Regions from separate parts of the Mus musculus genome. Here regions 2, 3, 4, 5 and 6 are each linked to region 1. The links are chromatin loops, found by intact Hi-C in ENCODE. Cell type or tissue: heart. All regions are shown on one strand. Region 1 holds the start of Cers4 (ceramide synthase 4). Region 2 has its middle 64 kb from the start of Ccl25. Region 3 holds the start of Evi5l (ecotropic viral integration site 5 like). Region 4 holds the start of Map2k7 (mitogen-activated protein kinase kinase 7). Region 5 overlaps Gm6410 (a long non-coding RNA gene). Region 6 holds the start of Elavl1 (ELAV (embryonic lethal, abnormal vision)-like 1 (Hu antigen R)).

What was found. Hi-C counts contacts between places; a loop is a spot of excess contacts. Peaks named below come from ENCODE experiments on the same cell type or tissue, not always from the same donor. Only the 100,000 strongest peaks of a DNase experiment are listed, where the experiment ranks them.
Region 2: a loop joins it to region 1, with 2.3 times the contacts of the local background. A loop is called at or near these places in 6 of 42 quality-filtered maps.
Region 3: a loop joins it to region 1, with 1.8 times the contacts of the local background. A loop is called at or near these places in 3 of 42 quality-filtered maps.
Region 4: it touches region 1 in a loop (2.7-fold over the local background); 2 of 42 quality-filtered maps call a loop at or near these places.
Region 5: a loop joins it to region 1, with 6 times the contacts of the local background. A loop is called at or near these places in 7 of 42 quality-filtered maps.
Region 6: a loop joins it to region 1, with 2.2 times the contacts of the local background. A loop is called at or near these places in 4 of 42 quality-filtered maps.

What each region holds. Positions count from the first base shown.
Region 1 is chr8:4,491,310-4,496,309 of GRCm38, forward strand. Cers4 (ceramide synthase 4) reads left to right here and starts at 2,096. Exons shown (of 11, transcript NM_026058.4): 1 at 2,096-2,281. In heart, no CTCF peak of the experiment used is centred here; DNase peaks (open chromatin) are centred at 2,092 and 2,562; H3K4me3 peaks cover 2,368 bases; H3K27ac peaks cover 2,178 bases.
Region 2 is chr8:4,411,424-4,416,423 of GRCm38, forward strand. No RefSeq gene overlaps it. Among named protein-coding and RNA genes, the nearest start is that of Ccl25, 64 kb to the left of the region's middle. In heart, a CTCF peak has its summit at 1,961 (motif pointing right); no DNase peak of the experiment used is centred here.
Region 3 is chr8:4,163,645-4,168,644 of GRCm38, forward strand. Evi5l (ecotropic viral integration site 5 like) reads left to right here and starts at 2,923. Exons shown (of 20, transcript NM_001346730.2): 1 at 2,923-3,119. The region is part of intron 4 of 4932443L11Rik (a long non-coding RNA gene); the gene reads right to left. In heart, no CTCF peak of the experiment used is centred here; a DNase peak (open chromatin) is centred at 2,617; H3K4me3 peaks cover 2,054 bases; H3K27ac peaks cover 1,033 bases.
Region 4 is chr8:4,236,663-4,241,662 of GRCm38, forward strand. It overlaps Lrrc8e (leucine rich repeat containing 8 family, member E), which reads left to right. Exons shown (of 3, transcript NM_028175.2): 3 at 1-808. Map2k7 (mitogen-activated protein kinase kinase 7) reads left to right here and starts at 2,078. Exons shown (of 12, transcript NM_001164172.1): 1 at 2,078-2,371; 2 at 4,026-4,073. The coding sequence starts at 2,248. In heart, a CTCF peak has its summit at 2,231; DNase peaks (open chromatin) are centred at 2,099 and 3,029; H3K4me3 peaks cover 2,773 bases; H3K27ac peaks cover 2,177 bases.
Region 5 is chr8:4,675,867-4,680,866 of GRCm38, forward strand. It overlaps Gm6410 (a long non-coding RNA gene), which reads left to right. Exons shown (of 2, transcript XR_378684.4): 1 at 1-2,700. Among named protein-coding and RNA genes, the nearest start is that of Gm6410, 3.5 kb to the left of the region's middle. In heart, no CTCF peak of the experiment used is centred here; DNase peaks (open chromatin) are centred at 835, 1,615, 2,095 and 2,675; H3K4me3 peaks cover 2,360 bases; H3K27ac peaks cover 2,146 bases.
Region 6 is chr8:4,322,771-4,327,770 of GRCm38, forward strand. It overlaps Elavl1 (ELAV (embryonic lethal, abnormal vision)-like 1 (Hu antigen R)), which reads right to left and starts at 2,330. Exons shown (of 6, transcript NM_010485.3): 1 at 2,116-2,330. It also overlaps a transcript of Ccl25 not described here. In heart, no CTCF peak of the experiment used is centred here; DNase peaks (open chromatin) are centred at 2,011 and 2,411; H3K4me3 peaks cover 3,147 bases; H3K27ac peaks cover 2,381 bases.

The DNA of each region.
Region 1 (5,000 bases):
TACATACTGCATCCACCAGACAATACATACTGTATCCACCAGACGATACATATTGTATCCACCAGACGATACATGCTGCATCCACCAGACGATACAAGCTGCATCCACCAGATGATACATACTGCATCCACCAGACATACATGCTGCATCCACCAGACGATACATACTGCATCCACCAGAGGATACATATTGCATCCACCAGACGATACATGCTGCATCCACCAGACGATACATACTGCATCCACCAGACGATACATATTGTATCCACCAGACGATACAAGCTGCATCCACCAGATGATACATGCTGCATCCACCAGACGATACATACTGCATCCACCAGACGATACATACTGCATCCACTAGCTTAGAAGTCTATTATCTCATGCCAGCCAGGCACAGCTTCCTCTGTCTCTCTAAACCCTGTCTTTAGATCTTTTGTCTGCCTTTTAAATCTTTTGGGTATACCATCTTCCTTCTATTGACCACCCCTGGGTCATGCTTTCCAGAACGACAAACTCCTCTATCTTCCATAATGCTCCTCTCATGCAACCCAAGTCCAAAATGAGTCATACCTCTACCCAGAAGTCAAAAGGCTTTTGGGAGTTGCTTCTCTTCTACTCCCATGTCCTGGCTATTGAACTCAGGTTGTCAGGCTTGGTGACAGACAGTTTTACTTGCTGACTTGCCTTGTCAGCTGAGGTTTCTTGTAATCTGTTAATTTACTCGGCTTCAGAGAGCCAGAAGTAGCTTCTTCCAAGGACACCCAACTACTTCCAGACTGTGGAGCAGGCCTAGGCATGCAAGTAAAAAGCTGACACCCCACTCTTCTTCAGCCATCCAACTTTGGTTGTAACTTCCACTGAACATTTCTCCATGACCCTTGTACACTCAAATCCTCCACTTCTCTGTGGACCTCTGGCTTGTATTTCCATGTCACTATCAAGATAAGTGGCTCCCATGGTCTAAGTGCTTGGGAATACCCTGTGTGACTTTCCTCTTTCACATTGGCATCTGGTCTATATATCACCCTTGGCTTATCAAACTCAGGGACACCTGTATACTAGACAAGCAGTCTACCTTCTGAGCTAGGCTTGATGTCCTTATATTATATTCTCTTTTACAAAGATGACAAGTTATTAGAAGTCTCTTCTAACTGCTTGCCCTAGAATTGTCTTTCCTCTGGTTGTACTAGGCAAGGAGAGGCCAACATCCTCCTGCATTATCCTAGGTCAAACAGTGGAAACAGCTATCACCCACTCTGACTTGTATCTCAGCTTAATCTCTCAGATCTTGCCTGATCTTTGCACCTCACAAAACCATAGCCGACATATTAATGTAATCTCCCTTCTCCTTTTCAATCCTGTGGACAGCTTCTTGGTGGGCCCAGGCCCAGCAATCCTCTAGGTTGGTCTGACCGACTCCAAGTACTGATGCCCTGGGGTGCTGAGGCCTGCAGAACGATCCAAGCTTCCTTTGCAGAGCCTAGCAGTGCATCTGAGAAACAGAGTGCAGGCAGAAAGACAAGCCAGAGCATCACAAAGAAGAGACCTAGAACTGGAAAACAAGATCCAGAGAGAGTGCCTAGTAGACGCTGCTGGGTTAAAACGTCAGAGATATGCTCTGCAGAAACCTACAGCATGGCTGGAGAAAGGCCAGGTGCCCACAACAGCCTCCGGTCGGGGCGGGGCCTGATAAGGCTGGACTGGGCTGGGGACCAGGCCTTGCCAGTTAGAGGAAGAGGCTGAAAGCAGGGATTGGGGTGAGGAGTAGCAGACCAGAGGTTGAGTGGAGTTGGGGGCGGGTCCTGGTGGCGGCGGCGGGTAGGGGGCTGTGGGCGGGGCCTGGAAACTGAAGGAGCTGGTAATAGTCTAGGGCGAGGCTGGAGGGAGGGTCCCAAGGTGCAGGATTAGGGGCTCAGGGCGGGGTCTGGAGGAGACAAACGACTATAAGGTGGGGGTCTAGGGAGGGGCCTGGTGGCGTGGGGGCGAGGCCAGGCCGCCGGTTGGGCAGTTTAGGACTCAGGGTTTTGGACCAAGCGGTTCTTTGGCCCACTGGGCCCGACCGCACTGAAGCCACGCCCTTTTCCCCTGCTCAGACCACGCCCAAGGCCCCATCAAACTCCTCCCGGAGGCCCCCTCCGGTCCTATTTCCTCCCTCGCGGGTGGAGGCTCTGTAGCGAGGAGTTTCTCGGCCCAGAGCGGTCTGCGGCTTGTCTAAGGCATCTTCGGATTAGCTGATCTCCGCACCGCCTCGGCCTGCATCTTGCTTTCTGAACCTCCAGGTAAGCAATCACCCCTCTCTGGGGGCGCCGCCCTAGTAGATACCCTCGAAACATTCCTCTCCTCCAGGGCTAAGAGCAGTCCGGCTCGGAGCCAAAACAGTCATTTAGTTTCCCATCATTTCTCCGACAAGGTATTTCTCAGAGTTTCCCATCTGGTCGGGGATCAGGTTGCATTCTGATCTGAGAGCTGTGGTGCCCCCATGGAGCAGGTGCAGGTGGTGGACATGAATAGAAAACGCGCGGGAGAGAATGGGGGTTGTCGTGACGTGGGGAATCCGGACATGTGAACAGGCACTGCGCCACAGGAATGTCTGTCACTAGAGAATTTGTACGGAGCGCCTGCTGGGTGCTACCGACCCGACAGGCGAAGGCCGAAGGCCGCAGACACAGAGATTCGGGAACCACGTAGACCCAGCCTCTGGGAAACAAGGGAGTGTGTAGAGCACTATCCAAATCCTGGAGGAAGGAGGTTGAAGTGTTGTGAGGAAGCCTATGGTGTCTGAGGGAAAGGGGCAGCCTGTCATGAGGGCACCTGCTATGGAGAGCTTTCTGGGCCCAGGCCACAAAATCCTAGGGAAATGGCCAGGCTGGTGTATTTGCAGACCAGAAAAGAGGCTGGAGTGTATACAGGGAAGAAAGGAGGTAGGGAGTGGTTGACCAGGGCTTGGAAGACAATGAGGAGCCCACAGCTCCATCCTCCGGGCTGTGTGTACAAGGGATGTTTAAGGCAGCAAGCAACAGCCATCTGATTGTGTCTTGAGAGGAAGACCCTGCCCTATGCTGGGAAAGTTGAAAAGACACCAGGGCAACCTGGACGTCTGGCTGGACCCCTGATGGAAGGTGCGTGAAGTGATAAGAGGTAAGTTAGAAATTCTGTGTTTCCCCCCAAGAATTGTGTTTCATGCTTGTTTGGAAGTGAGATGTGAGGAAGGTCTGTGTGAAGCTTTCCGAGGTGGTCTTCTGAGAATTTGGAAGGGGCCTTATTTTATTTGGGGGAAGGGCTAGGTTGAATCTAGGGCCTCATGCTAGACAAGCACTTTGCCGCTGCAGCACTTTGGTTGCTTCCTTCCTTCCTTCGTGTGTGTGTGTGTGTGTGTGTGTGTGTGTGTGTGTGTACGTGTGTGTGTGTGTACACTAACTTGTGGTGTCAATGTGTGTATGCATGTGTGTGTGCATCTATGTGTGTGTGGAGGCCAGAGATTGACTTCTTATGCCTTCCTCTCTCACTCTCCATATTAGTTCCTGAGACAGGTCTCTTAACTGAACCTGGAGGTTGTCATACTTGCATAGCAAGCGCTGTACTGACTGAGCTAGCACCAGCTTAGTCCTTAGGTTTTATTTTGAGACCACCTCACTAACTTTTTCTTTTCTTTTCTTTTCTTTTCTTTTTTTTTTTTTTTTTTTGCCGAGACAGGGTTTCTCTGTATAGCCCTGGCTGTCCTGGAACTCACTCTGTAGACCAGGCTGGCCTTGAACTCAGAAGTCCACCTGTCTCTGCCTCCCCAGTGCTGGGATTAAAGGCGTGCGCCACCACGCCCGGGCTCACTAACTTGTTTAAGCCGTCTTTGAATTCATTCTGTAAGCCAGTTACGCCTTGAGCTTGCAAAATCTATGAGTGATACGGGGATTTAGGAGACAGGGCTTCCTAAGAGAGCAGTTTGGGCTCAGCCAAGGTCCCAGGCACCAGTGTGGTCTCCAGTGGGGTGACCTGGACCTGTTGGTTGGATGGAGATCCCCAAGAAAGGAATCTCAGACTATGAACTTGCCCTGGAAGCCCCACATCCTTTACAGCTTGCCTTTTCCCAGCCGTAGAGTCAGTTTGAGTGGAGTTCCAATAGCATCACTCGGCCTGCCTTGAACCTTCTCTGAAGGCCAGCCAGGTTGCCGGAGTATTGGGGAATCTTCTTTACCTTCTCACTTTACTCACTCCTAAAGGGGGTTGTTTCCAGGAGTCAAGGCGAGAAGAGGCAATAGATAAAAGCTGGGAACTCCTGGCTGCAGGAAAGGGTTCTGAGCTTTTGTTTGCCCATCTGGAAAATGGGTCTGAAGTATCTTTCTCCTTACTGGGTCCACAGCTGTTGATAGTACTTGAAAACCTGTGCCCTTTACATTCCTGAGAACCTGTGGTTAGCTTCCATGCCTACTCTGAGGAGAACACTATCCTCTTCCAAATCCTAGGCTGTTGGCCAGTAGAGGGGTGGGGGTGGGGGCATTTAGTTGGTACAGTGCCTGGGAGGGAGTGAATGAACATTTAGCAAAAGGAGCCTCTGGGCTTACTAAAGAGGACAAAGAGAGTGGGTAAAGGCCCCTACTCCCACCCTGAGATGACACAAGAAAGCATTGCAGTGGGGAGTGCTCCCCTCTGATCTGGGTGCCCCAGGTTGCTTTCCTCTCCAGTCTGGGCTTGCAGAGCGGTGCAGCCCTCCGGCTAGTGGGTTTACCTCATTTTCCCCAGTTGTAAAATGGGACCAATAGCAGTTAAACTCCTCATATAGTTAAAAGAACCTAGGACAATGCCTGGCTAGTAATCAGTGCCTGATGAAACTAGTCTGTTAACACCGGGCTATTGCAGAGTTCATGCCTCAGGGTAGAACTGAGTGCAGTAACACGGCTTGGCCCAGAGAGTGTCAGGGAAGGCTGCATCCTGGCTGAGTGACAGCTGTCTGTGTTCTGGGTTACATGGGATGATTGGACGGAAGAAAGAGAAACACTGTGGGAT
Region 2 (5,000 bases), 80 kb before region 1:
AGATAAGGCAGGGAATGCAGCTGACCCCCATGAAATCCTGTTCACCTATGGAAATACACCTATGGAAGTACACCCCACCTCCCTTTTGTGTGTACATTTTAACTCTCACAATATGTTCCTGAGGCTTTGCTGACATTTATTACCCAGATGATGAAACTGAGGCTCTAAGATATCCTTGACATCACCCATATTCCACAACCAGGGTGAGGACTGAGATTGGAAGTGAGGACACACACCAGAACTCTTTCTTCTTCTGGTTTTAGACGTGTCCTCCTGATATTCCAGTGTCCGGAGCTTGGGCAAATGGCTCAGTCTGTGTCTTAATTACTGTTCTATTTTTTTTGGTGTGTGTGTCTATGATAAAACGCTATGACAAAAACAACATTCAAGCAGGCTAGATGTCCATAAAAGTGGGGAAGGCACGGCAGCAGAAAGTTGAAATATCACATCTCCACAGCACACAGGGAACAGGAAATAAGACCTTGAAGTGGGTCAAGGCTAAGTGTCAAAGCTTGATTTCAGTGCCTTAATCCCTGCATGATCTTAATCCTCAATGAGACTCTATGTCCTAGAGATTGCATAAACTCCCAAACAGAGCCAACCGCAGGGGACAAAGGGTTCAAACACATGAGCCTATGGAGGCACTTCTCATGCCAAAAACCATGCTCCTTTCTTGTTGCAGACTTAGAAACACCCTGAGAGAACAGATTCAGTGAGGAAGGATTCATTTTGGCCTACTGTTCCAGAAAGGTACAGTCCATTGTCATGGGGAAATGGACAGCAAAAGCTTCCTTACCAGTGGCTAGCCTACTGAAGGAAATATCTCTACTTTCCTAGCAACCATGAACTGTCTGTTTATAGATTTTTAGGGAGGGGCAGAGACTTGTGAACGCTCCCTGATTTACATGGTAGGAGGTTAATGGGCCCAATCTTGTGTGGATAGTCTTAGATGCTAAGGGTTAAAGAGTACAACCAAACAGGAGGTTGTAGCACACTCCTTTAACCCATGCACTCAGGAGGAAGAGGTAGGCAGATCTCTAACTTTGAGGCTAGCCTGGACTGCAGAGTGAGTTCAGGACAGCTAGGGCTACACACAGAAAACTTGTCTCAAAAAGCAAAAAAAAAACAAAAACAAAAACAAAACAAAACAAAAAGATTTTAAAAGAAACACAACTGATGCGTCACACCCAGATGACAAGCAAGGCTACCTCAACATTCTACCCACCTCTATTGGGTTTTACACATTCCAAGCCCTCTGTGAGAACGTGAAGAAGGGCTCTGGAATGGATATTTCCCAGGCTGTGTTAAAACACTGGGGAGCGGCTCAGGACTTTATGTTGGGTGTGACCACAGGGTTGTTTTCTGCAGACTAGGAAGGACCAACAGGCTGGGTGTGAGTTAGCTTTCCTGGAAGACAGAAGACCTTGCACCTACGTAAGTGATGTCATATGTGCCTGCTCAGCCTCTCTTCCTGTGGTCATTCGTGCTCACTGAGAATCTGCTTGTCAGCGTCCTACCCTGCCCCAAATCTGGAGTTTACTAGTTAGGTAAACATATATGCAACATCTACCATGTGTGCCAAGTGTTTCACATTCATTGTTGCAAGTCCCTATATGTAAAGTGCACAGCTCAAGGTCAGTTGTAAAAAACTAAGGCCCAAGTACAGAATCGATTAAATGCAAACTGAAAAACTCAGAAGTCCCAGCATGACAAAATGACTCTCAGACAACCTCAGTACTCAGTAGCACGCACTGAGTCAGACTGAGTGAATGAATGAATCTGAGCAAGTCTGATACGGATGGGAGAAATGAGTGACAGTGGCTGGAGGAGAATGGAATGGGACAGACAGAGATGGGCCAGGAAAGCTGGGAGTGTGGTCATATTCTGAAGTCAGGAGGATCAGATCAAAGTTGGAAGACACAGGTGGCAAGGTGTCAAGTACTGCAATTCAGAGAGTCTGTCAATAGAGGGCACTCCAAGTCTTGGCCTAGATTATGTGCCTCACTGCCCCCCAACTTAAATTTACATGTATTTATTCATATGTGTGTGTGTGTTTGTGTGTGACTGTGTGTGTGTGTGCGCGCTCTTGCATGCGCACGTGCGCATGCATGCACACCCACATATCATCATGTACTCATATGGAGGTCAGAGGGCAACTTGTAGGGATTGGTTCTGTTGTTTACCATGTTTGTTGTTTGTTCCTGGTGATTGAACACAGGTTCTCTGCGTTGGCAGCTGGTTTACCTGCTAAGCTATTTCACTGGCTCTTGCCTCTCTCTCCCTCTCTCCTTCTCTCTCTCTTCCTTTCCCCTTTAAACAATCTTTTATTTATTCTCTGGCAATTTCACACACACATATAATGCATCTGTCTAAAGTCCTCAGACACACTCCAACATGCCCCTTCCTCACACTCTCCACCTCCTTTTTTTTTCTCCTTTCTTTTAGAAATAATCCACTGAGTATAATTAGCTGCCTGTGGGAATGTCGGCTGATCTTGGCTTGAGCCTGTACAGGTCTTGTGCAAGTAACCATACGCGTTTGCATTCCTTCTAGGCTCTGCCCCATAGTTACCTGGCAACAGCTAAGTATGCCTGACTCACTATAAAAGGGGCTGTTTGCCGCCTCCTCCTCCTCCTCACTCTCTTACTCTCTCTGTCCCTTCTCTTCCCATAACTCCCCCCCCCCATGGCTGGCTGGCCTCTCTCTCTCTCTCTCTCTCTCTCTCTCTCTCTCTCTCTCTCTCTCCCCTCCTCTCTTCCTCCCCCTCTTTCTCCCTCTTTCTCTCCCACTTCTCTCTGCCTTTCTCTGTCTCTACTCCCTCCCCTCCCCTCCCCATGCCCTAAATAAGCTCTTTTCCATACTATAGTTCAAGTGACTGGTCCCTCAGGGGAAAGGGATGCCTCAGTATGGGCCCACAAAGACACCCCTTTCCACCTTACTGTACATATTCCTGGTTTTTTCTTCCTTTTCTTTTTTATAAAACATAACAATACCTGTGGTGAGTTCATGAGTGCAATGACCACACCACATCCAGAAGACAGCATTTCACAGTGGCCCTCCACATCCTCCAGTTCTTCCATTGTTTCTGATACCACTTCTGCAATGTTCCCTGAGTCTCAGTGAGATTGATATAGATGTCTCATTCAGGGTTAAGCATTCAAAAGTCATTTATTCTCAACCTTGATCAGTCAGGGGTCTCTGCATTACCTGGTGCCTGCTGCAGAAAGAGGCTAAGAGCAGGACTAATATATATGCATACACAGAAACATTTAGAAGGCAATTTGACAACACACCCATTTTGTAAAAGAGCAGCAGCAGGCCCCCTCCTAGGGCTTATGACCTCTGAAGTTCTGGGATTTTGACCAGCTCTGAAGTCCTAGGCATGGACTTCCTATTGTGGAGCAGCAATAGGGAAATACAGAGGAGCAAATCCTTGGGTCTTGCCAACCAGCCAGCCTAGAAAACTCAAGGAGCTCCAGGTCAATGAGAGATCTTTCCAAAAACATAGCATGAACAATTGAGAAAGACACCTAACGCATGTTTCTGGTCCCTCCTTCCCCAGTATTCACACACAGGTGCACACACATATGAATACACAAATCAACTGGAAATGAAAATGATGATATTTGTATACATTGGGATAAGAAACCAAAATATCATTTTAGGCTGTGTGAGATCTCTTGGCAGGTAAATACACTTACATATAGCCTGATGACCTGCCTGAGACTCACATAGTGGAAGGGAGAACTGATTCCTTCAAGTTGTCTTCTGACCTTCACACAGATGCTATAGTGTGAGCATACCACCCAAATATACGTTTAAAAAGTTTAAGTTGTCAGCTTGTCCGTCCGTCCGTCCGTCCTTCCTTCCTTCCTTCCTTCCTTCCTAACGTGGTATCTAGGAGCTGGAGAGATGCTCTGGCGTTAAGAGCAGCGGCTGCTTTTGCCCTAGTTCTGAGTTTGGTTCTAAGCACCCACTTTAAGGAGCTCATGATAACCTGTGATTCTATCTCTTTTTTCTGGCCTACTTGCATCTGTGTGTGCATGAGTCTTTCCACACAAATCGAAAATGACAAAAATAAATCCCAAAGGATGTCTAAAGCATGCTTATGAGGGACTGGAAAGTTGGCCTGGTGCTTGAGAGCACTCCTGCTTTTGCAGAGAACTAGGGTTCAACTTCCAGCACTCACAAGGCAGCTCATAATTATCTGTTTTATATATATATATATATATATATATATATATATATATATATATATATATAAAATACACACACACACACACACACATATATGTATATAAATCTATGCGGGCTAAAGAGATGGTTCAGTAGTTATCTTAGTATCTTAGTTTGGGTTTTATCGCTATGAAGAGACATCATGACCAAAGCAAATTTTATGAAGGACAACATTTAACTGGGGCTGGCTTACAATTTCAGATGTTTAGTCCATTATCATCATGGTGGGAACCATGGCAGCATGCAGGCAGACATGGTGCTCAAAGAGCCGAGAGATCTACATCTTGATCCAAATTCTTGATCCAAATGTATCCAGGAAGAGACTGTCTTCTACAGGCAGCCAGGAGGAGGGTCACATTCTACAGAACTTGAGCATAGCAGCCTCAAAGCCTGCTACAAAGTGACATACTTCATCTAACAAGGCTCTACCCACCTCCTCTAATAGGGCTATACATTCTAATAGTGCCATTTTCCATGGGCCAAACATATTCAAACCACCACAGTGGTTAAGTGCCATTGTTGTTCTTACAAAGGTCCTGAGTTTGACTTCTAACACACGGTGGCTCACAAACCATCTGTAACTACAATCCAACACTTTCTTCTGGTGTGTGTACATGTGGAACACAGATATACATGCAGGCAAAATACACATACACATACAAATAAACCAGTAAACCTTTCCTGGGTTCTGGTGGCACATGCCTTTAATTGCAGCACTTGAGAGGCAGATGCAGGCAGATCTCTGAGTTCAAGGCCAGCCTGAT
Region 3 (5,000 bases), 330 kb before region 1:
TTCAACTATTGAGCTACATCCTCAGATTTCCCAAAATTTCTTTTTAGCAATTAAAGAGGTGGCTCGGTGATTAAGAGTACTTGCTGTATTCCACAGAACCTGTTTGCTTCACAGCCTTCAGGTAGGGTAGCTCACAGCAGCTTGTCCAACTGCAGAGGGGCCAATTACTTCTTCTGGCCTCTTCAGGTGACATGAAGACAAACTGAACTAATTTAAAAAAATTTTTTTAAAATAAAAGCTGGATTGCGGTGGTGCATTCGTTTAATCACATCACTTGGGAGGCAGAGTCAGGCAGATCCCTGTGAGTTCAATCCCAGCCTGGTATATAGAACAAGCTTCAGGACAGCCTGGGCTACATAGTAAGACCCTGTCTCAAAAAAAAAAAAAAAAGATAGATAGATAGATAGATAGAAACATATAGATAAGAAATTTTTAATTTTTTTTTCAAAATAATTTCACTGTACTAAGAGGCCAAAAGAGGCATAAGAGGATATCCTAGAACTGGAGTTACAGGTAGTTGTCAGCCACCAGATGTGGGTGCTGGGAAGTGAACTCAGGTCCTCTGTAAGAGCAATTATCAATCTTAACTCCCGACTGAACTGTTCAGGTGCCTATCCTCCTCTTTTGAGCCATGCTTCCATGTAACCTAGGCTGGCCTCAGAGTCACTGTGGAGCTGAGAACGGCCTCGAACTTGTCTTCCTGCCTTCACCTCCCTGAGCTGGGGACTACAGGTGTTTACTACTATATCTTTTTTTACCAACGTGCTAGGATCAAACCTGGGGCTTCGTGCATGTTAGTTAGGTAGGCACTCTACCAACTGAGCTGCATCCTCCGCAGGAGGTTGATTTCAACTTGATGCTGTTAAATAGCACAGCACACAAACGGGCTGTAGAAGAACTTTTCTTTCCTTTTCTTTTCTTTTCTTCTCTTTTTTTTTTTTAGATGAGGGAAAGGAATACAGAAATGTGGATGGAATGAGGTTTTCAATCACCTGAGTATTTAGTAATAGTCTAGTTTTTCTTAACAGTTTCAAAATTTTAATGGGGCAATATAGATAAAAGAGGGAGAGTGTATGAGATCAACACTATAATACACATCCATGCACTCTGGAAACTAAGGTAGGAAAATTCTGAGTTTGACACCAGTCAAATGCGCTGCGAGTTGGAAGCCAGCTTGAGCTGTGGTGAGACCCTATCTCATAAATTTTAAGCCGGGCGTGGTGGCGCTTGCCTTTAATCCCAGCACTCAGGAGGCAGAGGCAGGCAGATTTCTGAGTTCCAGGACAGCCTGGTCTACAGAGTGAGTTCCAGGACAGCCAGGGCTATACAGAGAAACCCTGTCTCAAAAAACAAAACAAAACAAAACAAAAACAAAAACAAAATTAAAAATTTAAAAATCCATGTGACTGTCAACTGTTAGTATCAAATAGAAGCCCTGACTATACAAAAGGTTAAGATCTCAAACCTTAGAAATCCTGACAGTCCCTATTCTGAATAGACTCCTCTGTTTCCCCTCGTGTCCCCCCCCCCCCCCCCCGATCTTCAGCCATCATGCTGAACTTTTTTGTAGCCTTTTGTGAATCAGGCTGTACTCCACTACTCATCAGTCTCCTCCAGAGGGGAACCACTCCCCCTGCTGAACCTATGATCTCAGCTTTCCTTCTATGACACATCCTTCCTTGCCCCACCCTGTCCAAGGCCCATAACCCACACCCTGGAGTCATCCTCTTCTCAAGTCTTGTAGCTGTCAATGATGGGTCATACATGCTCTCTGCCCTCACTTACTTATTAAAAGAATCTAGGATCTGGCCAAGGTGGTGAGTGGAAGGTGAAAAGTGGGAGGATCTGGAGTTCAAAGTCACCCTCTGCTACACAGAAAATTTTGAGGTCATCCTAAGACTACAATAGACTCTGTCTCAAAAATTAAAATAAAAAAAAAATAAAAACAAAGTGGAAGGAGAAAGGGGAGGAGGAAAAAAACGAGGACAAGGGGGAGTCGGCAAAAGAACCAAGGTCCCATTCATTCATTCATTCTTCAAGCCTTTAAAGCAGCTCTCACGTGTGCGGCTCTGGACCCAAAGGAGACCTGACACCCCCTCCGCCGCTCTATACCCCATCCCCGCCCCGCCCCGCCCCGTCCCAGGAGAGATAATGGTTGGGGCAAATGAAGGATGCAATCGGCGTTTTGATGCCAGATTCACCCAGCAAGGGTAGGACCTGACCTAACCACCCGGCCACCACAGAGATGCTGGCTCTGAAGAGAGGCCTTCTGCATACGCCCGATCTAAAACCCAAGCCAGGAGCCCGGCCCTTGTCTGGTCCCGCCTATCCTTGCACCGAGACACGCCTCCTCATTAACTCCTCCATTTCATTCAGCCCATGGCCTTAAGTCCTACCGCCCAGGACGCCAACCTCATTCCCAGTCTCACGACTCCATTGGTCAAATACAAGAGCCCGCCTTCCATCAGTGTCGCTGACTGCTTAGAAGTCAGGATCTCTTTCACAGCACACCCCTCCCATCTCAACAGTTACCAGGGACGAGGTTTGAAGAGCAGATAGTAATGGACGGCTCAGAACCTCTCATGATTGGGTAGAATTCCAGCTCTGGGCGGGGCTTAGTGCTTTCAGCTAAGGGTTGCTCAAGGCCTCAGCTTTCCTTCCGAGGCACACCTCTCGCCCATCACTATTAGTAGTTTAGGTGTCGATCAATATTATTACTTATTTTGATAGGTAAAATTAGATGTCCATCACAGATTCTCTCATTTCAATTCGCTCCTCTCCTCAGAGAACCGTAGCCAGGGTCCGCCTCACGGGGTGGCTATGGATTGGTCAGGTCTTATGTCATTCTTCTACAGTGGGCGGAGCCAAAGGCCTAAGGGGGCGGTGAATTGGTTGACTGGGCTGGGGGGCGGGGGGCGGGGCAGCGGCTCCTGTCAGCGGGTGAAATGGCAGTGGCGGAGCCAGCGACGGCCGCGGTCCCCGGGGGTGGCTGATTGAAAGGGGCCGGGCCGCGGGGTTTGCGGGACCCTCGAGCAGACGTGACCGTGGGTCGGGGCATCGGACGACACAGCGCAGGGACAGCGAGGCTCGGCGCGGCGATGGAGGCGCTCTCGGCGCAGGTAGGGCGGCCCGAACCGGGCCTCTTCTCCTTGGGGGCGTCAGTGCTGCGGGGCCCCGCGGGGAAGCCAAACCAGGAGCGTGACCTGGGGTCGCCTCGCCTCCAGAATCCACGCTGGGAGCCTTGGCATTCCCAGTCCCGGACCCTGGAACTCCGGCCTCCGCCCACCCTCCTTCCCGATCCCCTCAGGATCCCTCCCAGGGCTCCTAAGACCCAGTGTCTCTTCGCGACGTCCCCCACAGGCTCAGGACCTCTGTACATCTTTCCCAAGACTCCTCTGTTAGAATCTGTCCAGGGCTTCCCCATCCCCCAGTCTGCAGACCTGCCCCCCCCCACACACACACACCATGAGCGTCTCCTTTCCAATCCACAACCACCACCACCACCACCCCGAGTCCCAGGACCCCTCCCATCTGCACATCTCTTGCCTTTACATCCCCCTAAACCTCCCACTTGGCTTCCTGTCTTCTGTGTCTGGCCTACACCCTCATCCTCTCCAAGGAGACCAAGATCAGAGCCCTATACTCTTTCTTTCTGACTCCACAGAAACCCATGCCTCACCTCTTAAACGGAAAGATTCCCAACTGAATCCAGAGACATCAGCTCAGCCTGCTCACTTGGCACCCCTCCTGCTCAAGGGCTCCAATAAAAACAAAAACAAAAAAAACATCACTTCTAGTCTTCTGAGAAGACTATACACTGTTGCTGATCTTGAGCCATCTAGATGGCATCTTCCTGAAGAAATGAACACTCAGGACTTCCCAAAAGACCAAAAGATAGTGCTGAATCCCATCCCCCATAGACACACCCTCCCCATCCATCTTTCTGATACAGAGTGGGGTCATTTAGATACCCCTAAATATACAGGAACCTAAGGGCCCAACCCAGACCCAGGCCCATGAGTGCTCTCCCCCCCCCATCTCTCTCTCTCTCTCTCTCTCTCTCTCTCACACACACACACACACACACACACACACACATGAGAACTTCTATACACCTTCTTGAGCCCAGTACCCTCAACAGACCTCCTAACTCAGACAAAAGACAGAAGATTGTGAGGTGGCAAGCTCTGTCCCCAGCACCTAGCCTGTCCCTTCCACCCCATTCTCTTTGAGTTGGGACTCCAGGGCGTGTCAGGGCCTAAGATCTACCTACCACAAATCTCTCCCCCCCCTCTCTCTTTCTTATCCTTTTTAATAGGAAGGACATTCTTTCCTACACCAGTGTCCCAAAAGGAACCAGTGCCCATCTCCAAATCAATGGCACCTCCCTATACATACCATGGGGAGTGAGATCTTCCAGCGGCTCCTGGCCCCAATCCTAAAGTCTGACCAGACTGGTAGGACCAGCATCCTTGAGCCTATGGCATCTGTTGGCCTCAGATGATATAGACAGTGCTGCCATCTAAGGTGCTCATCAAGGCCAGTTTCTGAGAGCCCTGTGAGTTCTTTTACCCACCACCAATGTTTGGTCAAAATAAAACAGCTTCCTCCTAGCATGTGGGATCTGCTCAGACTGGGTCAGACCTGCCAAAAGCAAGCACCTCTTTAAGGAATATTTTCAGAAGGGTTAAAATGTGAAGAAGACAGGGGGGGTGTGTGTGAAAGGATGAGTGCTCTGATTGACAACCCCCTCTGCTTGACACCCCCACTCCCATATACACCACTCCCAGCCAATCTGTCATTAAGCCAGACTCCCCACATCCCTCACTCTTCATGGTTGTATTGTATTGGTTCTCCCTACCAATTCTGCCCCACAGCTCCCATCCTAGGGTCCCACCTGTGGGTTCCCTCTGGATTCCTGCGGTTGACTGTGGTGGTTTGGAAGGGATCACAGGTAGCTTGGCCCCGGCACAAGACAGAGAGGAAAGAAGAGATTGCAG
Region 4 (5,000 bases), 250 kb before region 1:
CTGAGAGGCCCGGAAGAAAACAAAACCCTTACATGCTTCCCACCCCACCCCTGAAATTATACTGACTCAGAATTTGGATGGGTAGCTGAGCATGGTGGCACACGCCTTTAATTCCAGCACTCAGGAGGCAGAGGCAGGTGGATTTCTGAGTTCGAGGCCAGCCTGGTCTACAAAGTGAGTTCCAGGACAGCCAGGGCTACACAGAGAAACCCTGTCAAAAAAAAAAAAAAAAAAAATTGGGTGGGGCCAGGAATCTGCTACTAAGTAAGAATGCCAGGTAATTCTGATTCAGGTGGTCCTGAGACCACATAATGGAAATATTGACATAAAGACTGGGCTGGCACTGAAGCTCAGTTGTGAGAGTGCTTGCTTGACATGCAGGCAGCCCTGGGTCCCGTCCTCAGCATTTCATAATCTAGGAGTGGTGGAACCTATGTAATGTAGAGATGCCTGTATAGTACTCTGGAGGTGGAGGGAGGAGGCGTGAAAGGTTGGAGGTAGCCTGGGAGACGGAGCATAGCTCATCTCAAAACAACTAAGAATGGAATACTGACATGTCAGCTATGGAGCCCCTTTTCTCGAGCCGTAGGGAGTCCCATCAAGTTAAGCAGTGTTTTCTCAGGACAATGCTCATGGAACATAAAGAAGAAACTGTAAGCCGAGTCTCCTGTCACACATTCCCACCTGAGTCCAGTGCTGGTGAAGGCTACCTTTTTTCCCAGTTCATTCAGGGATTTTCTTTTGAATGTTTCCTGTGCAGGGGAGCATATACCACTGGGTGCTTAATAAACGAGAACGGTAATTTCCACCTCCTTGTACAGTATGATTGTCTAAGCTGCCTATAACTGGGGCCAAATGATGACACCTGTCTATCAAATCAGGCTGTCTGTCCTGGGAGGAAGGATATCCAAGTTACTTCAACGAGGTGAAGTAGAATCAAGAGAAATTGGGTAGTTTTCTGCCTAGGTTTTTTTTTTTTTTTTTTCCTAAAGAATCTACCTCACCCCACCCTCTAAAACAGTTGGATGGTGGTGATGCCTATCTTCAGTCCCAACACTCCAGAAGGCAGAGGCAGGTGGATTTCTTGAGTTCCAGGCCAGCCGGGTCTACAGAGTTACAGGGCAGCTAGAACTACACAGTGAAACCTTGTTGCGAAAACAAAACAAAACAAAACAAAACCAATCCAATTTTCCTCTCCTCTTTTATCCTTTTAACTCTAAGCTTCTCTCTGCTCCACCCATAGGTCATTACCAAAGGAGTTCTAAGAAGCCTTTAAAGGCCAAGGCCCATCCCAAAGTGTTCACTGTTGCTTCCGGAGTTGTGCGCAGCCTGACCTCCTGGGTTTGGTCTCTTGCTGAATGTCCCTGCACATTCAACGACCCGAATTTACACACAAACTTTATCCTAGCACTCTTGGAAGAACTTAATGCAGGGTGGGGATGGGGCTAGCAGGGCAGAGGCATCTAACCCCAGGGACTGTCTTCAGATAACATTGGTTTCAAGTCCGGATTCTCCGGGCGAAAGGATAGGAATGGGGCAGAAAGTCTGGCCTTAACCTTGATTCTGACACCGAGCTCAGGAATCACCAACTCTGGATTCCCTCTCCACTTGTCAGGGCTACTCTCACTGTGCTGGGACTGGCTGAAATGGAAAGGGATTACCATGGGCACCTAATTACGGTGAGGAGGCGGCTCCATGCTAACAGCGAGAGTTCAGGCCGCAATTAAGCATAACAGGTCCTCATGAAAGACCGTCCTAGACGAGGAAGGTTGTTCCGTGAGGGCGCGGGCACCAGAGCGCCCTAGAGATGCACACGAAGTGAAGAATAATCTGGGAACAGCCGTAAGCGTGTGCAGTAAAGGCGCGAGCTTGGCCGGTCTCCCGCTTCTGCACGCAGGCGTGCGGTTGACCGGACTTCGCTTTCTCTCTTTTTTTCTTTTTTTTTTTTAAGTGATTTCCAACAGCGCTTAATCGCCTGAAACTTCACGCATGCGCACTGCGGAAGGCAGCGATAGGCCATGACAATGCATGAGGCCCGCCTCGGGCTCTAGGTGGCATCAGCTTCCTACTGGAACCCAGTGCGCACGCGCGGCGTTATGCACGCGAGGCAGGGCGGGCACGCGCTGGGGTGGTCTAGGCAGGACGGCGGCTCGGCGGGGTCATCCGAGCGCAGGCGCAGTGCGGTGTTTGTCTACCCCGGACTGACGGGTGGCCTGGCGGTGAGCGGCGGCAGCGGCGGCGGGGAAGATGGCGGCGTCCTCCCTGGAGCAGAAGCTGTCCCGCCTGGAAGCCAAGCTGAAGCAGGAGAACCGTGAGGCCCGCAGGAGGATCGACCTCAACTTGGATATCAGCCCACAGCGGCCCAGGCCCAGTAAGCACGGCCTCGTGGGGGAGGGGCGGGCGGGGCGGGGCGCGCACTGGGAGGCCCCGCCCACCGGGCAGATCCTGCCCCCGCTTCCGGGGCGCTAGCTCTCCTCCCCTCCACTCTCTGTGCTGTCGGCTTGCAGGGAGAGGGTCACGGTGACCTGGAAGTCGGGTGGGCAGTCTCCAGGGCGACTCTCTCCGCCCACGTACCGCGGTCCCGAAGTTCACACCGTTGGTACCTGAGAGCTTAGTCCCTCACCCTGTGGTCGGCTTCCGGAGCCTTGTCACCTGCACCTTGCAGGCTTTCAGACTCGAAGCTACGCCGCTGTGACTACAACCAAGTCTTTTAACTCTGCAAACAGTTATATCTCTTCTGATTCAGTGGTTCCACTCCTGCCGAGTCAGTGACTGTCAAGAGGTCCCCTCCCCTAGCAGACAGTCCACACACGTGCATGCCTATCTGCCCATGTAGGTCACTAAGTCCTCATCTACATCCGTTTTGATTGGAGGCTTCTATTTGACTTCTTTGGTCATATCAGATGGCTCCTTCTAAGCTTGGAAGGACCTTGTCACTGGACCCAGCTCACTGCCTCCTACATACAGGGGCACCTCATATCTCTAATGACCAACTACTTTTCACTATTGCTGTCTAGCCCTCAGGAAACACATAGCCATCTCTCAGCCTGGCAGCCTTTGTCTACAGGGCTCAAGTGACTGCTACTACTACAGACACCTGTAACCAGTGTAGTCCCATCGAGTAGAAACGCACCTCCTTTCTGAGCCTACTGTCTTTGGGCCTGCCTCCTGACATACGGTCCTGTACCAAAAGTGCTTCCTCTTCCTTTCTAGACACACATCCAGCTTGTCCACCATGACCACAGTTAGCATCCTTGTTGTATCCCAGATACCCCTGTCCCAAGTTGTCTTTGCTGAAAGAATCTGGCTTTTTTTCTCCCCTCTCTGTCCAACCCTTCCTCTGTCCCTCTTGATTCAGCAGAATGTCTTCTTTATATCCTCTGTGATGTAATCTTTGGAGTATACATACTATAGTTGTCTGTGTGGTCACTATGGTAAGAGGGGAAAGGCAGCCTCCTGTAGGTGAAAATTCTGTTCACTACCTGGCCACCTGGCCTGACTGACCTTCACAGCTTGATCATCTTCCTGAAGAGGCATTCAGGATTCCCTCCATCCCTACCCCTTCTGGACAAAGTCTTCCACGTTTCCTTCCTGGGAGTTTCTTCCAGGAACTGGAGATACCCAGAGGTGGGGATGCATTTCACTGATTCTGCCTGGGACCAGAGGTTGGGCCCCTGCTGGATTCCAGGGCCATCCCTCCACGGCCCTGTGGATGAGACAGGGTTGGGAATAGGGTTCTAGGTGCCATAAGAGCTGCCTGTCCCTAGAGCAGAGTAAGACCTGGTAAGGCTAGTGGCTGGCAGGCCCCAAGGAGTCCCCTGCAGGTGTCTGTCTCTGTCAGCTCCACACCTTCCTGCCATCATCCCATCTCTGTTGGTTTCTACCCATCTCTGCAGTTTGGTGCCTTGTGCCTCCCCCTCCTCTTCATTATGATTTGATTTCTTTTCTGTTGGACAAATCGGTTGTTTCTGTTGTGATTTATTGTGGTGTTTTTTTTTTTCTCTTTTCTTCCTTTCCCCATCCAGTTATTGTGATCACTCTAAGCCCTGCTCCTGCCCCGTCCCAGCGAGCAGGTACCAGCCTTTTTATCATTGCTGCTTGCATATCTGCACATTGACCTAACCGCTGCCCCAGCTGCAGAATGCCATCCCTACCCTATGCTGTATGTGGGTGTGTGGGTGTATTTGTGTGTGTGTATAACTTAGGGAGAGAGAGAAGGAAAGAGAGTTCTGTGTCTTCATTTTCACTCTCCCTTAACTACAGAAATGTGAGCCTGGCTATACTTTCTCTGTGTCCATTAGTCTTCTCATTTCTTCTCTGGCTCAATCTGGAATCCTAGAAGATGAAATGAGCTCCCTTAATGAGCAGGAGTCTGCTAAGTGGGCACACAATGATGTGTGTGTGTGTATAAATAAAGTAGGTAGAGATAGGTGCACTGCTCTTATTTAATCTGTCTCAACTATGAAGTGAATGAGTGTCATTATTTGTGTACTGTGTCTCCTTTCAGAACCAGGAACCTAGCAGTAAGTAAAACAGATCAAGCTCCTATCCTGTGGGGCTGAGGATGCAGGATGGACGGGATCCATTAGTGGTCACGAAGCATGTGTCTGATCCAGCAGAATAGTCTAGTAGGGTCTCTGCAGAGGGGTCTCTCAGGGAAAGCCTATGGAGGATACAGGGTTTGAACAAAAGTATACCAAGAGGTTAGGGGAAACAAGACCTCCCCCCTCCACCCCTTCCTCCAACCTAAGGTCTCCAATGCTAGGTAGATCAGCTGTGCTAGTTCCTAGGTGTGTAATGTCCTGTGTGTGTAAGAGAGCACCTGTGTTGATAGAAATGAGAAGAGCTCACTATTGGTGCTAGTGTGTCCCAGCTTGTGTGTATACATGGATGCGTGTATGTGTGCTGTATGTACATGTTTGTCTTTTTGCACATGAGTGTATGTATGTTGGGCTGGTAGCCTGCACACATATGGATCCCATAAGTGGGTACATGTCTCC
Region 5 (5,000 bases), 180 kb after region 1:
TGCTGGACCCAGCCTTAACTTATGAATAACTTCACTGTGGGAGCTGCAACTGTGCAGAGCATTTGGCTTGTGTGTAGAAAATTCTTGGCATGATCCCAAACTCGGAGAGTCCTAGTTTCTACAAGTTCTGATCTTAGCATTTCACATGAAGGTGGACAATCCATTTGGAGTTAATTTTGTGGAGGTTGTAAAAGGCATGTCATGTGCTGGGTAGCAATCCAATGTCAAGCTGTGATTTAAAAGAGTAGAACTTATGTTGTAATGGATTTACGAAAGCTTAGGGGATAGAAAGGCACAGCAAGTAGAATTTAGCTGAGGGTGCACTGCCTGTAAAACATCCCACAAATAAGTAATGTGCTAACCAGTGCAGTTTGAGTTTAGGATGCTAGCATACACATGCTTGTTCAACAGGATTGCCCAGAAATATGGCTCCAAACCATAACAAAGGAATCAAACTTAATTTACAACCAGCCACTAGGCCCACCTCCTTATCAAAGAGCAGGCCTCTATCCATCTGCTCAATGGGGCATTATAGAATCACAATCAACAAGGCCTGGTGTGCCATAAAGGTTCAGTTTTCTTCTTGAGAAAGGCATAGTTCTGCCACATGGGTAAGATGACAACCATGCCAAAAAGGGAAAAAAGAAAAGGAAAGAAATCTCTGTTGTATTGCATACTGGCCTGGTCAAGCTACACTTTCCCTGAGGTCCCCATGTCTGGAGCATGACCTAGCTCCTTCTGAAACCCAGGAACACGCTTGGCGAAGCCAGTCACAGCCTCGGGCTTACTCAGCTGGCTCCTTGGATGCTTACCTAGAGGTCTGGGTGTAGAGATAAAACAGAGCTCGTTTCCTAAAACCAGGAATGTGCTTGGGAGTGCTGGTAATGGTGTGGGGCCAGGGCCTTTGGAGGGGGAGGGGTTGAATCAGATTCTGAGAGCACAACTCTTCCTACCATATGGGGCTGTGGTTATCAGTCCCAAGGCCACGAGAGGCTCGGCCAGAAATGTTTTTCATTTACACTGAGTTCCTCTTGTGCAGCACAGTTTGATTAGACTTCTCCTGAGTGTGCCACATTGTATGATGCTTCTGCTGACTTCGTAGTTTCTTCATCTTTCTCCTGACTTCAGAGATGTCTCCCATCTAATTCCTTTTTCCTCATGTAAATCTTAAACAAGATGGTATTCTTAAGAAGCTTCCTTAGCACAAAAGCATATGCTTATCGTACAAAAACATGATAGGTGGCTGATGTGTCTGTACCTACTAACAGGTCAGAAAGGGTTTCACAGAGAAATTTTTATCTCGAACAACAAAATCCAAAATAATAAAATTAAAAATATAAACCCACCATGCTTGCAAAGTAGCTTAACATTGAACAGCAGATGTGTCTGCTGTATGTTATGTGATTTAGGGACAGAGACCAAATGTTGAATGTATGGGTGGCATGAGAATTCGCGTGGTAGCGGAACCGCAGCCTGGACTTCCGGTCCTCTAGCCCGCCGGCGCAGCAGTGCATGCGCAGATTCCCCGTCCTCGAATATTCCTCCGTTCCGCGGTTTCTCCGCCTCGACACGCCCCCCCTGCCGTTCAATGACCGGGGATTGGAAACCCGTGCCGTCAGTCACTGGCCAGCGGGCGGGGCTTCCTACCATCTCATGTCAGTGCAGTTGCTGTCATGGCCTTGCCTCAGCTCCTTTATTCACGGGAATCCCCCTGCCTCACTCTCACACCCGCTGTCATCCCCCGCCCCGTGCCTCAGCTGCAGACAGTGATTCCGTTTCCCGCTCCCGCTTCGCTCCTCAGCCGCCGCCGCAGAGGGGCTCCCGCCGCCCACTGGAAGCCTCTCCGTGCCGTCAGTCACGGTGCCATTCGGTACGACCGGAAACAGCGAGCAGGACGGGGCACGCATGAGGCGAAGCTTCCTGACTGGACTGCATCTCCCATCAACCCCTGCGGCCGCAGCAGACCGATCGGACTTCCTGTCCGGGCCGGAGGCACATCCTGTCTGGCGCAGAAAGTTATGGTTCAATAATTCTAGTGCATGCTGGGAGTTGTAGTTACTTCCCTCCTCGCGCGGGATCTCCTGTTTGCCACAGGAAGTGAGGTGGCGGTAGCCCCTAGGCATGCTAGGAGTCGTAATTCTGTCCCAGTCCCGGGTTTGGGTCCTCTGAGCCCCGCGAGGTTTTTCTCTGATTGGCGAGCACAGCTCAGTGGGCGGAGACGGTGATTGACAGGCGGAGGGGGCGGCTACATCACTGCGTTTGTTTATATATTGAGAAAAGAAAAATAAAGCGCAAGCCCCTGCCTCAGTCAAGGCCAAGCGGGCGGGGCTTCCTGCTGCGTACCGGAAGTCTCTCTCCTGTTGTCTCAGGTCCGTGCAGTCACGGTCATCCCCCTGCCTCAGTTCCTTCCTTACTCACAGGAATCCCCCTGCCTCACTCTTACACCTGCTGTAAATTCCGCCTCAGCTGAAGACAGACAGTGAATTCGGTTCCTGAGCCCGCTTCCGCGTTCTGACTCCTGTGACGTCAGAGCCGGCATCATCGAGGTGTGCGCGCACTGCCACGCCCACTGACGTAGACTTTGACGCCGAGGCCGGGGTTTCCCCGTCCCAACGGTAACTGCCGCGACCCATGCGCCCCGGTCGCTCGGTGACCCCAATGTCAGTCAGACGCCTCCGTTCCCACAGCCGCCGTGACGTGGTAGGTCACAGCCGCTGCCGACACGTCTTTATGTCACACCCACTACACCTAGATCACGCCCACACGGCTTTAATGCTGTTCCCACTACACTCAAGCCACACCCATTACACTCAGGCCAAGCCTACACAGCTTCATGCCCTGCCCAATACTCTCAGGCCACTACTACAGGACTTTAGGCCCCGCCCACAACACTCAGGCTATGCCCACAGGGCTTTATGCCTCTTCCACACATCCTTAGGCAACTCACACACATCTTTAGGACACTCACATCTTTTGGACACTTCCACTATACTCAGGCCCCTCCCACACAACGTTAGGCCCTCCCAGTACACTCAGCCCCCTCCCACACATCTTTAGGCCCTCCCACTACACTCAGGCCCCTACCACACTTTTTTAGGCCACTCCTACACATCTTTAGGACCCTCTCACTACACTCAGGCCCCTCCCACACGTCTTTATGACACTCCCACACATCTTTAGGACCCGCCCACTATACTCAGGCCCCTCCCACACATTTTAGGACACTCCCACACATCTTTAGGACCTTCCCACTACATTCAGGCCCCTCCCACACATCCTTAGGATCCTCCCACTACACTCAGGCTCCTCTCACACATCTTTAGGACACTTACATAGTCAGAACACGCCCCCAAATTTACATATACATTTACATAGACAGTTAGAACACGCCCCCAAATTTACAGAGACAGAACACACCTCAAATTAGGCCCGCCCAGACACTTTTAGGCCACTCCATAACATCTTTGGGCCCGCCCAGACATCTTTAGGCCACTCCCACACATCTTTAGGCCTGCCCACACATTGGTAGGCCCGCCCACATAGACATTTACATAGACACTGAGAACATGCCCACAAATTTACAGAGATATTTATGTAGACATTTACATAGTTACTCAGAACACAACCACAAATACACATAGACATTTACATAGACAGCGAGGACACATCCACAAATTTACATAGACATTTACATAGTCACTGAGAAGGACTGGCTGACTTCTGAATCTTTTTTTTGTTTCTTCATGTTAGGTTTGAGGAGGACACCCTACCCACGTGGCTATCCTCAGTTGCGAGTCACTGTGGGAATTATCCCAGTTGTCTTTTGGTCTTTTCATATATGTAAATGTATTTATAAATGCACATACAAATGATATGTAATTGTATATGCAATGTGCACGCAAGTGTACATGTAAATGCATATGTGAATAAGCAAATATGCAAATGATATTCATGCCCATGCTTTCAAATGCCACGCCCACCCTCATTTAGGCCATGCCCATGCAGCTTCAGAACATGCCCACCCTCCTTTAGGCCAAGCACACTACTCTGAGACCACGCCCATCCTCCTTCAGGGCACACCCACTACTCTCAGACCATGCCCATACTCCTTTAGGACACTTCCACTACAGAAAACACCCACAGATCTTCAGTCTACTCCCACTATTCAACAACAATGCCCTCAATTGGTCAGGACACACCCATACTTCCTAATGCCACACCAATCCTATCCAGACCACGCCCACCCATAATTCTTTAGGCCAGTTTCACCACACTCAGGCCACACCCTCTGCACCCAGCCATGCCCATTCCTTCTAATGCCATGCCCACCAGAATTAGGCACCGCCCACACATCTAAATCTCATTTGAATATTTGCAAATTTATTCATATGTGCATTTACATACACATATCAGTTGCATATACAATTACATATCATTTACATATACATTTATACATACATTTACATATATATAAAAAGGCCAAAAGGAAAAGAAAAAGAAGGAAAAAAAAGAAAAAGAATAAAAATAAGAAAAGAAGGGACAACTGGGATTGGAATTCAACTGTCCTCTGTCACGGGATCTGCGTACAGTGCCCTCCTCACACCTAAAATAAATTTAAAAAAAAAAAAAAAGAAGGAAGGAAGGATGGAAGCAGGGAAGGAAGGAAGGAAGCCAGTCAGTGCAGAAGAGTTTGGGCTTCCTTCCTCCCTCCCTCCCTCCCTCCCTCCCTCCCAGCAGGGATAGAAACCACAGCAAACCAGCTAGAGAGAGAGAGTGAGTGAGTGAGTGACCAGAGCAAGAGAGAGCTGGGAAAAAATAATTTTTAAAAAAGGCCCTCCCTTAACCCTAACCCTAAGCCCTAAACCCTAAACCCAACCCTATTCCCTAACCCCTAACCCTAACCACTAACCCTGACCTAACCTTAGCCCTAACCCTAACCCTAACCCCAACCCTAACCCCTATCCTATCTCTTCATGAGGCATTTGGGAGAAAGAGAACAA
Region 6 (5,000 bases), 170 kb before region 1:
AAAAGCCTTGGCATTTGGGGGCAGCTTCAAATGGTGTTTGTGCTCTGAGCTGGTCCACACAGCTTTCCAGGAAAAGAGCAGAAAGGTCAGAAAAGCGCATAGTGGGACATCCCAAACTAAGGGCTTCTGATTTTAATGTTTAGAACCATTTGAACAGCCCAGCATAATTTTTCTTTTCATGCCCCAAGACTTCTTTTAATCAGGAGAAACATAGATCTGCATCTTCGAAAAGTCAACTCCTGCTGGTGTGCAAAGGACGGAGAGAAGCGGTGTGAGAAGCCACTGCGTAAGCACAGGAATGGGTATGTTCTTCAGTCTCTCCCTTTCTACTGCTGCCCAGGGACCTATCCCTGAACACAGCCAAACTGAAGTTGTTTCCCTCAAACCAGCACTTCAACAGAAACATTTCCTATTTCTCTCAGCTTCTTCACACTCCTTGAAGTCACAGCATTAAGAAAATATTTTTAGATTTATGTGTGTTTTGTTTGTATGGGAACCACATGTATGCTTGATGTTCTGCAAAGTCAGAAGAGGGAATGGGATCCTTTGGAACTGGAGTTATGGATGGCTGTGAGCCATCATGTAGGTGCGAGGAACTGAACACAGGTCCTCTGCAAGAGTAACAAGTGCTCCTGTTCACTGAGCCGCCTCTCCAGCCTCACACCATTTTCAAAACCAGACCTCAACAGTTTTGCATACACCAGTATTCAATATGTTGGCGGTATCTAGGACTTGCTTTCAAACCCTGCATTGGCCACTACAGTGCAAGAGATTATCCTGTTTCACTTTCTTCTCTAAAATGGATACTGTAACATCTACCTTAGGGGCTGGGGACATGCCCGTGAAGTATGAACACATGGTCCATTGTTGAAAGATTCTGGTGATTATTTTAACTGCATATTCCATGTGTACTGGGGGTTTCCTCACATCTTTACATCTGCACAATACTTTCCCCATGCTATTTCACAGGCATTTCAATACGGCTTATTCAAGATCTTAGGTGCTTCACCCAGATCATCGGATAGGGCTGGAAGAACTTTTCCAGGAAGACTGCTTAAAGATTTCTCACCTCTCTGTGTATGTGTTTTGGTGGAGGGAAAAAAACGAGAGAAAGAACCCTAGCAACGCCTCAATGTGTTTTTGGTACTCACAACTGGAAGAAGTAGGAGGCAGAGATGCTAATACTCAGTAGGCAGAAGAAGCCAGGCATGCTATCCAACTTTCTGCAATGCATAGGGCAGCCAGGCCCTCCCAACCAACCATTATCTGACTCTAACTGCCTGTAACAAGGAGGTTAAGAAAGCTTTAACATCCGATCTTGCCTCTTCTAGAGCTCTGGCCAGCGGTGTCCCACATGGACACTTCCGATAATGGAAGCTCTGTCTAGTGCAAAAAAGTTCTCCACCTGCTCTCCACATAGTAGGCGTCAAACCCATTTTGGCATGCTTTAGCAGCAGAAGACAAGAGAAAGGGAAGATCCATCATCACTACCCATTGTTCAACAGCGTGCAATTGCCTTTTTAATATTTACACGTTATTTTACAAATGAAAACGTCCCTAAAACAGCTTTGTTAGAGATGGCGATCAAAGAAAAAATTTCCCCTTTCTCTTCTAGACTTCTACACACAGACGAAAGGTTTGCACACTTCTAAAAGGACCTCATGATTCGTCGCGGTGTGTCCAGAAAATCGTCCACAAAAGAAATCTATGGGATTTCCCGAGGGAGCAAGTCTGTGGGCCATGACCTCTGGCGCCCAAGGTCCTCGCTCCACTCTTCCACCCCCGGATCACCGGGCCTCCGAGATCAACTATCCGGGGCCCCCCAAGCCTCGGAGCCCGGCCCCCCAAAGCGCGTGCCCACGCTGTGTCCTTCTCCCGCCTCTCTCGCGGGAGCCCAGAGGAATCTGGCCCGGCGGAGGCTTGTCGCCAACCTGAATCAAACAGAGTCGGTTCCCATTCGCCCAGCCGCGGCCCACACGCGCGTCTCCATACCCAGGCCTACCGCGGCCTGGGGCCTTCGGCCGGTGCAGGCCCGGCGGACGCCCGTGGGGCTAGGCGAGCTCAGGCCCTAGCGCGGCCTACTCTTTCGGAAGTCGCCGAAGCCTCCGGCCTCACCTGAACACGGGCGGGAAGGCCCGGGACTCTGCTCCGGGGCGGGCGGCGCGGCGATAACGGCTCCGCACGGCCTCGGCAGCGGTGGCGGCGGCGGCGGCGGCGGCAGAGCGGTAGCGGTAGCGGTAGCGGCGACGGCGACGGCGACGGCGACGGCGACGGCGACGGCTGCGGCTCCTCCTCAGCGCGCACGACCCGCTCCCCGGCCCCGCGGCCCAGACACGCCCCCTGCTCAGCGCGCTCTGCTATTGGTCAGTGTCTTTGAAGAAGCGACGCTCATTGGTTGGCATGGCTGTCGCGGTACGCGGGTGCGCGCGGCGTAGGCGGGACTTCCTGTCGGCGTCGTCCGCGGTGGACCAAGGCGCCCAGTGGAGTCGCGAAGTGGCTGGCGATGGCCGCGGAGAGGGTGAGTTGGAGCCTGGCCCGCAGTGGACGCCGTCTGGACGTCGAGGCCAAAGAGTGGCGCTCTTTATAGAACGCACGTCGTGTGATCCTCACAATGCGGGCTGTGCAGCCGCTTACGTCCAGAGAAAGCAAGTTGGTCATCGGGAGCCCTCGCTAGGAGGACAGGATCCCCGATTCGAATCCCGGCCCGGACATTTCCGGTCTGCCTGCAGTTGAGCACCGGCTGACGTCACTGAGCCGGGCCTCAGTTTTGTTATCTGGTGAAGCGGGTTAAAGGATGTGGTCAGCATGGTCAGCCTCTGGGAATCTAAAGTTAAAATTTCTTGGTTTTAAGATTTTTCTTAGTGTGTATGCATGGGTGTTCAGCCTGCATGTATGTTAACCCTGTGCACCATATGCGTGTAGTGCAGATGGGAGTCAGAGAGAAGGTCGGATCCTCCGGGGGACTATTGTTAACTGCGTTTGGGAGCCGACTACTGAACCCATGTCTTCTGTAAAAGCAGCCAGTGATCTTAATTGCTGAGCCATCTTTCCAGCCCCACTTCCTTCGAAATTTAAAATGCCTACTATGTGCCAGGCAGTCGGGCAGTGACCAGAAAAACAACTGCCTGTGCCTTTTGGAGGCTGCTGTTCTGGACTAGTGCTATCAGAAACGTATATGCCACCCTGTTTGATTGAAAACTTCTCTATTGTCTCTACCTCTGTCCACCGTTTTTTAGCGTGTTTGTTTTCTTTTAGTCGGGATCTTCCTAAGTAGTCCTGGCTTGGAACTTATAAATCACGCTGACCATTGCCTCATAGAGATCTGCCTGCCTCTGTTTCCTGATTGCTGGGGTTTAGGGTGATGTTTCATATGATCCAGGTTGGCCTTAAACTTTCTGTGTAACGAAGGATGTCAGTGAAATGATCCTTTTGCTTTCATCTCCCAAGTTCTAGGATTACAGGCCTGCAACACAGCCGCTGCGTGTAGGTAACCTTTTAAAAGTAGTTCTACAGGATTTGAAAAAAAGTTATATTCAAAATTTTTATATTATGTATGTATTTGTTTGTATGTATGTACGTGTTTTTAAAGGATGGTGTTTGTGTATATGTGTATAATATGTATATATTATAATATGCATGTGTTTGTGTGACCATCTATGTGAGAGTCAAAGGGTTACTTGGAGGCGTCAGTTCTTCCGTCATAAGAGATATGGGGGTTGAACTCAGGTTTACACTCAGCAACCAATGTCTGTTCAGCTGAGTCATCTTTATAGCCTGCGATGTCCTTTGTAAAAAAAAAAATATTTATTCACTTAACATCCCAATTGCTGCCCCCACTCCTGGTCCCCTTCTCCTTCTCCTCTGAGAGGGTGGAGCCCCTCACCTTGGCATATCAAGTCTCTACAGGGAGAGGCACAACTTCTCTCTAAGGCAGACAAGGCAGCCCCGTTAGGGGAGCATATTCCGCTTGGGACATCCTTCATCAGCTCTGTACAGTAAAACTTTAAAGAAGCCACAAAATTGTCAGCTATATGGCAACTTAAATTTTAAAATTATTAACTTATGGGCCAAGGGCGTAGCTTAGTGGTAAAGTACTTTCCTAGCACATCCAAGGAGGTTCACAAAAGAAGAGGAAAGGGAAAAGAAGGACATGGATATAGTTTGGTGGTTGAGTGTCTTCATGACATACACAAAGAGATAAAGTAGAAGGGTCAAAAGTTCATAGACAGGATGGAAAGATGGCTCAGCATTTATGATTAGTGTTACAGAGAACCATGATTCAATTCCCATCAACCCATCTATTGACTCACAACTAACTTTAATTGCAGTACCAAGGGATATAACACCCTCTTCTGTCCTCCAGGGGCACTGCACTCATGTATACAAAGCCACACTCAGACATACATATACATATGTGACTCACAAATAAAAATACAATCTTCCCTTTAAAAAGAAGTTCATTCTTGACTATGTAGCAAATTCAAGACCAGCCTCAGCTACATGTGACCCTTTTTTTTTAAAGTAAGTTATTAGTTGAAAAGGTAAAAATAACAGGTCTGCAAGATGGTTGAGCAGGATGAGGCACCACCTGACTGCCATCTCCAGGACCCTCATGCTAGAAAGAGAGAACTGACTCCTGCAAGTTGCCCTGCCTTGTTTAGCCTCTTTAGTAGAAGATGTGGCCCTTACTTTCATATCCACACATTGGCACACACACTGTTTGTTTGTTTATTTTGTGTGAAACCCAGATATTTTTAGTAGCTTTACTTAACCATATTTCAACATATGATCAAAGTTAAAAGTTATGAGATCTTTTGCCAGGAGGTGGTGGTGCAGGCCTCTAATCTCAGCACCCAGGAGGTAGAGGCAGGTTTGAGGTCAGCCTGGTCAACAGAGCAAGGCTATCCAGAGAAACCCTATATGAAACAAAAAGTTATGAGATCTTTTATATTTTGTGTTTTTCCTCTATTTGTTTTTGAAATCTAGTGCACATTTGCATA